Regions from separate parts of the Homo sapiens genome. Here region 2 is linked to region 1. Evidence: chromatin contacts called from ENCODE Hi-C data. All regions are on one chromosome and are shown on one strand. Each heading gives the region's core, a stretch centred on a gene start or an enhancer-like site at or near the end of the contact. The rest is flanking DNA. Distances are from core to core; before and after follow the strand shown. Region 1 holds the start of NPSR1-AS1 (NPSR1 antisense RNA 1). Region 2 overlaps DPY19L1 (dpy-19 like C-mannosyltransferase 1).

Region 1 (3,244 bases), core at 481-2,980:
ATAAGGTGAAAAGAACTAAGCCAATCCTTGAGAGACTAGAACACAAGATAGATTAGTTCAGGGATTGGGCCACTATTTATTAACAGGATTGCTACTTATGGGGCAATTCTGTGTTAGGATAGATGGTCCTGTGCAGGAAATTTGGCATGCCTGGGCTGTGCTTACTAAATGCCAGAAGTAACCCCTGCTGCCCCAGTCTTTGTGATAACTCCAAATATCCCACCATTTCCAAATGCCCCAGGACTGCTTCCTGTGAAGAACTATTGAGGTGTGGAAGGACATCTAGTGGTAGATTGGGAATATGACCCAGCATTTCTAGGTCAGTTTCAGTTTATACCCGCCATGATTATGCCTGTGGCCCTTTCTCTTAAATATGCCATGGTTTTACTTGGCTCATTGGAGATGGCTGATTCCTGGCCTGGGGCTGGGAAAAGGACAAGATAAGCCTGGAACATCATGTTGTGCTGGCAAGTGAGGACATGCCCAAAAATGCTGAGAAACATGTCAACAGAAACACGCACCAAATTGTAGGGCTCTTGCTGACCCCAGTCAGCAATCTAGGCATAAAAAGAAATAACTATGGCAACAAATTATAACCCACAGAATAAAAGAAGAACCTATGATGTAAATTTAAAAATGGGAGAGAAGGGAAATTTCTTCCTTAAAGTAGAGAGACTGCTAATAAGTATAGAAGAAATAATGAAATTAGAAAATCATCATTTGGAAACCTTTATAGCATTGATTCAGACAGGAATCTACACTGTATGGTAAGTGCTGTGAGTGAAAGTTTAAGGAGTATCAGGATGGCTATGTACTCTTAAAATACTTGTCAGTTGCAAAAGGAAAAATAGTATCTTTACAGTGGAGAAATCTGACAATAACATCACTAGTAATGGGACAAATTGATATACTGTGTCTGCTGATACTATATACTAAGAGGAACATAGCATCATTCCTGGTGTATAACTCTCAAAAGCACATAACCTTAATCTATTCAGAAGGAAACATCACACAAACCCAAAGTGAGAGAAACTCCACAAAATATCTAACCTATGCTATTTAAAAATGTTGATGTCATAAGATACAAAGAAAGACCAAGGAACTGTTCTAAGTTAAAGAACACTAAACGTACATGGCAACTGAATACAATACATGATTCGGGGTTTTTTGTGCTAAAAAGGATGTTCTTGGGATAATTGGTGACATTTAAAGCAGGTTTGCTGATTACCTGGGACATTTTTAGATGGATGGATAGGTAGATAGGTAGGTATTATAGATAGACTGATAGAGGAAATGATAAAGCAAATATGAAAAATATTAACATTTCAGGAATATGTGTACAGGGTACATGGGGGTATTTGTACTACTCTTGAAGATTTTCTGTAAACCTGAAATTATGTCAAAACAAGAAGCTAAAAATGAAAAATGTCCTGGTTGGGAAGACACATATGGTTGCTCAACCCATAGGGGAAGAGCTGGCAGAATATGATGGCTGTGACCTCTGCACGGTACTGAAGATATGGGCAACATGTTGAGCAAGGGCTGCTGTTATATTGAGAAGTGAGCTTTAGAATTGTTCAGCAAGTTTCTTCTTGTTCAGACCAGTATAGGCTTTCCTGGTAAGCTACTGTGCAATGTATTTGTTAATTATTAGCTCAGAGAGAGATTCAGCAAGTGGGCTTACATCTGTTCCCATGAAACACCATGAACTTCACACTCTCTGGGGAGGTCTAGGACTCAGAAATATAGATGTTAGTAAGAGCAAACAGACATAACAGATAACACATACAAAGTGCCTACCACATGCTAACCACTGCTGCAGGCACTTTCTATAGAAGAACTAATTTAATCATCACCATAACCCTATGGGGTAGATGATATTTTTACAACCTCCATTTTACAGATGAAGAAACTGAAGCATAGACCTGGTGAGTAACTCACCCAAGTATTAGTATGGAGGGGAGCTGGGATTGAAACACCAGTTATGGTCATTCCAGAGGATGAATGCTCTCTTCACCACTCTCCTCTTCTGCTTCCTGAGGGGCTCTGAGCAATGAAACTCTTCTTTCCAGATTGTGCTTATAAAGCAAACGAGGTGTCCAGGATTAGACCTCTAGAAGAGTCTGAGCTGTTGTACCCCATACTGGGGCAAAGTAAGTTGTTTGTGCTGAGTGGGGAGTGGAGCCAAAGCTCAGAGGAGGCATCGGAAGGTAGGAGCAGATATGCGGAGCAGACTAGCAGAACAGTCGCATGGCCAGAAGAAAGCTGGAGGGTTGGGCCGAGGTTGGGTCACTAGATAGCAGAGTGAGAGGAAGCAATGCCCAGCCTAGTGGGTGGCTGATCAAGGCAGAAACTGGGGGGTCAGTGTAAGAACAGGCTGGGCTTCAGAGCCAGAACTCATACACAAAATATTCTGGATTTATTCCTTGGGAAGGCTGTGTTCCAGTGTGTCTGATAAGGCCTTGGCCTCATCTTTCTGGTGGCACTCACCTTTCCCAAAAAGTAGCTAAGCCTAATCTTTGTCACTAAGGAAGTGGGGAACAAACACTGGCCGACACCTGCATCCCAGGCTGTGTGCTAGGTATTTAACATGTATTATCTTACTTAATGCAATGTTTTGAATAAGTGTACCTGAGCCAAACTGCCTACTGTGCACATATATATTAGGTTGGTGCGAAAGTAATTGCTGTTTTTGCTACTAAAAGTAATGGCAATTACTTTTGCACCAACCTAACAGAAGGAGTGACTATTCAAAGTGTGCACTCAACTTTCAGTTCAGTGAAATTTGGATTGTTTATTGGAGCTTGATGCAATTGTAATTAAATAGAATAATATAATTAGATAATTTTCACTGTAAGTGCAATACAAATATAGGTACTCAAAACACCACAGGTAGTAGAAAAAGCAGGCATGCTCTCATCGAACCAACATGGCAATTTTTGCGTACAACAGGAAGCATCAAACTCAATGAACTATGGAGGCCAGCTCAGGCACAATTATAGACATAATTTCTTAATCATCGTAACTATCTGAAGAAGGCAATCATATAATTTCAGCCTTTTGTGGTTATTGTAGGATTTAATTCAGTAAAGCATATAAAGCATGTGGCTCAGTGCCAGCCACAAGGGAGGCCCTGAATGCATGGCACCTGCTCTGCTCATTTTCTCAAGAGAGAAATGAAGCTTAGTGAATGTAAGTAATATGTCGAAAGCCACAGAAATAACAAATGGCAGAGAGAGGATTT
Region 2 (2,879 bases), core at 180-2,679, 230 kb before region 1:
ATAATGCTACAGTAATAAAAATAGTGTGATAACAAAAAAAAAAATACAGAATTAAGTCAGTTGAATGAAATAGAACAGAGTCTAGCATTGTAAGAAATTAAGATAAAGGCTGAATTTCATTTCGCTGGTAAAAGGGATGTTTACTTGATAAATGATTTTAATATAATTGGCTATTTCAAAGAGAACAAAATTAGGGAGAAAGAGCTAAGTGGAAAATGCAATTTATAATATTAGAAGAAATTTTAGGAGACTATAGTTTTAAGGTGTGGAAGACCTTCAGAGACAAGACAGGAAGTGCAGAAGAAATAAAGGAAAATATCAACATATTTAAATACATAAAAGTTTAAAAATTCTTTCTGATAGAATACGCCGCAAATTAGATCAGAATACTTTGTCACACATATGTGTTAACTTAAAATAATCAAAAGGATCAGAATCTAAATAGCGTTTATTCAAGCACAAAGTGTGAGGGTAGACCACTCAGGAACACGAACTCCAAAGGAATGAAGTCAGACTTTGGAAGTAAGGAAGTTTAGGTTTCATTTATATAGGCAGAGGCAGAGACATTTTTAGCAGGAATACAACATTATTCATACAGGTTGGCACATAGTCACAGCAGTTTGATTGGTTATAGGTGTTATTTCTTTTGGGGAAGGGTACAGTTAAAAACATTTTTTTTTTTTACAGAGAGTATAATAATGATGGGTTTTCTATAGTCTGATCTAAGCAAAGTAAAACAACACAGGGAAAATTAATCTTTAACAGGGGTTATTAACTACGAAGGCAGGGTCACACCTGTAGTTTCAGCTACTCTGGAGGCTGAGGCAGGAGGATTGCTGGATCCCATGAGTTCGAGGCTGCAGTGAGCCATGATTGTGCCACTCTACCCTAGCTTGGGTGACAGAGTGAGACCCAGTCTCTGGAAAAAAAAAAAAAAAAAAGGCAGGAAGGTTTTGTGCCTGACATTGTTTAATTCTCTAGTCATTGTACTGAACAGGAAAAATAAGAAAGCAAGTTAATCTATAATCTGAGAACGGAAGTTGTAACCATATGTGACTCAGATCACAGTCACATCTCTCTCAAGGCTTAAAGGGGTTGTTTTTTTGGACAGCTTTTAAATGTTATTTTCACATTTGACAGTCAGAGGTTTGATAACCTTAATTTTTAAGTAGGGAACAGTCAAATAGAAAAATAGACAAGAATATGAATAAGCAGTTCACGGAAGAGAAAATGCATGTTGTCAAAACAAAACACTAAAATGCTACTGCATACAAGTAGGCAGTGAGAAAAGGGTTTTCACCTATCTAAGGAGAAAATTTGAAAAGCACATGAGTCTGCACGAGGGGTGGAGAAACGACCTCCTGCATACTCTGTGACAAGAGTGTGGACTGCTGCAGTGCTTCCGGGCACAGCTCACATCCTTTGACTCACGTGTCTCACAGTTAGGTCCCTCCTGCCGAAACAAACGTGCCAGCATTTACATGTACGAGGATGTTTAACCATTTTTTATTATAGCAAGAAACTGAAAAATATTTATATGCCCGGTAATATGGAATGGACTAAATAAATATATTTGTACTATACAGTATTTGCCATCTATAAAAATAATCCCTTTAAGTTTACATACATTGATTAGGAATAATCTTTATGCTAGAATAATTAGAAAAGGAACAAATTTCAGAGAGATGTTATATTGATCACATAGAAAATATATGTTTGTGTGGTTAGAGAGAGAGATTTGGAAGAACAGACACATACTAAAATGTTCTTAGGTGAATAGGATTGGGAGAGGGTAGTGAGAAAATCACTTTTTTTCCCCTATAAACTTCTATATTTTTTGTCTTGTTAGAGTAAGTTCAAAACACTAAAATGTATTTATTTGTTTTTTAAACCGTTAACTCTATCTTAACCTTTCTAATGTCTAATCACTTGTGATGAAGCCTGGGCCTAGCCTGTGTGCTTCTCTTCTGAAGAAGATGTGGTACACCTTTCAGGAGAGAACCCTGGCGTCCACTTCCTGGCCTGTACTGCTTTCTAAGCTCCTCTGTCTGATGCTCTCATTTCAGTGATCCATCACTTCAGACACTTTCTGGCTTCAGTTTCTTTGCCCCTTTATATTTCATTTGTGCTGTCTAGGCTGATAATCGGTAGGCAAAAATCACACAGTCTTATGATTACTGACCCTGTAGATTTGTGTTCTGCAGCCTCAGTTGTTCCCCTAAGATATCCCAGCAGCACTGTGTTTTCCCCAGTTACCACTCTCCTGAAATGTGAGTGGTATTTCAGACATTTCTGTCTTTCCTCAAACGTTTAATGCTGCCATCGTTTCACTCTGGCAGCGAGTGGCTGTGTCTTCTGCTCTGTGGGGAACATGGAAGCTCCACAAAGTACTTACCACTAATATGCAGTCTTCCTCCTCTTTTGCCAAGGCAAACAGGCCACCTGTGCTGGGGTCCCAGCCCTACCTGTCTCCTTCTGGATACTCCCTACATGGATTATCCCTGCTGGCCATTGCATCTCTTCCTCTTTTCCTCATTGATACATCACAAGAGTAAATACAAGGCCTTTGATGCCTATACCATCTGGTTCTTTGTTTCCTCTCTGACCTCTCTGTGGTATACTTATAGATAGAGAAATAAAAGGAAGGTAGATAGAGAAAAAGAAGGAAGGATATTTGGGTAGAATAATGAGAAAGCAGCATGAGCTAAAATGAGTGAGAAGACCTCAAGAGTAAAAATGCAGAACATGATGAAATAAACCTAAAGATAGCCTTATGTCCCCTACCCAGACTTGGGGGACAATAGGGAACATATTTCACTCTCATCTGAGCAAATGAAGGTTAATTGTTAGAACTACCAGATTATACCATTGTAATTTCT

What was found. A loop is a pair of places that touch in the nucleus more often than their neighbours do. Pooled maps may share reads with other maps.
Region 2: a loop to region 1 is called in a map with no recorded cell type, with 8 times the contacts of the local background. The contact joins the enhancer-like site here to the promoter of NPSR1-AS1 in region 1. A Hi-C loop is called at or near these places in 11 of 37 single-sample maps with no recorded cell type and 5 of 50 pooled maps.

Annotation. Positions count from the first base shown.
Region 1 is chr7:34,756,758-34,760,001 of GRCh38, reverse strand. NPSR1-AS1 (NPSR1 antisense RNA 1) reads left to right here and starts at 1,730. Exons shown (of 4, transcript NR_033665.1): 1 at 1,730-1,928. All of the region lies in intron 2 of NPSR1 (neuropeptide S receptor 1), which reads right to left.
Region 2 is chr7:34,990,606-34,993,484 of GRCh38, reverse strand. All of the region lies in intron 6 of DPY19L1 (dpy-19 like C-mannosyltransferase 1), which reads left to right. Among named protein-coding and RNA genes, the nearest start is that of DPY19L1, 45 kb to the left of the region's middle. Within about 2 kb of position 1,429, at least 8 of the 41 ENCODE cell types and tissues checked have a DNase peak (open chromatin) inside an H3K27ac peak, as active enhancers do.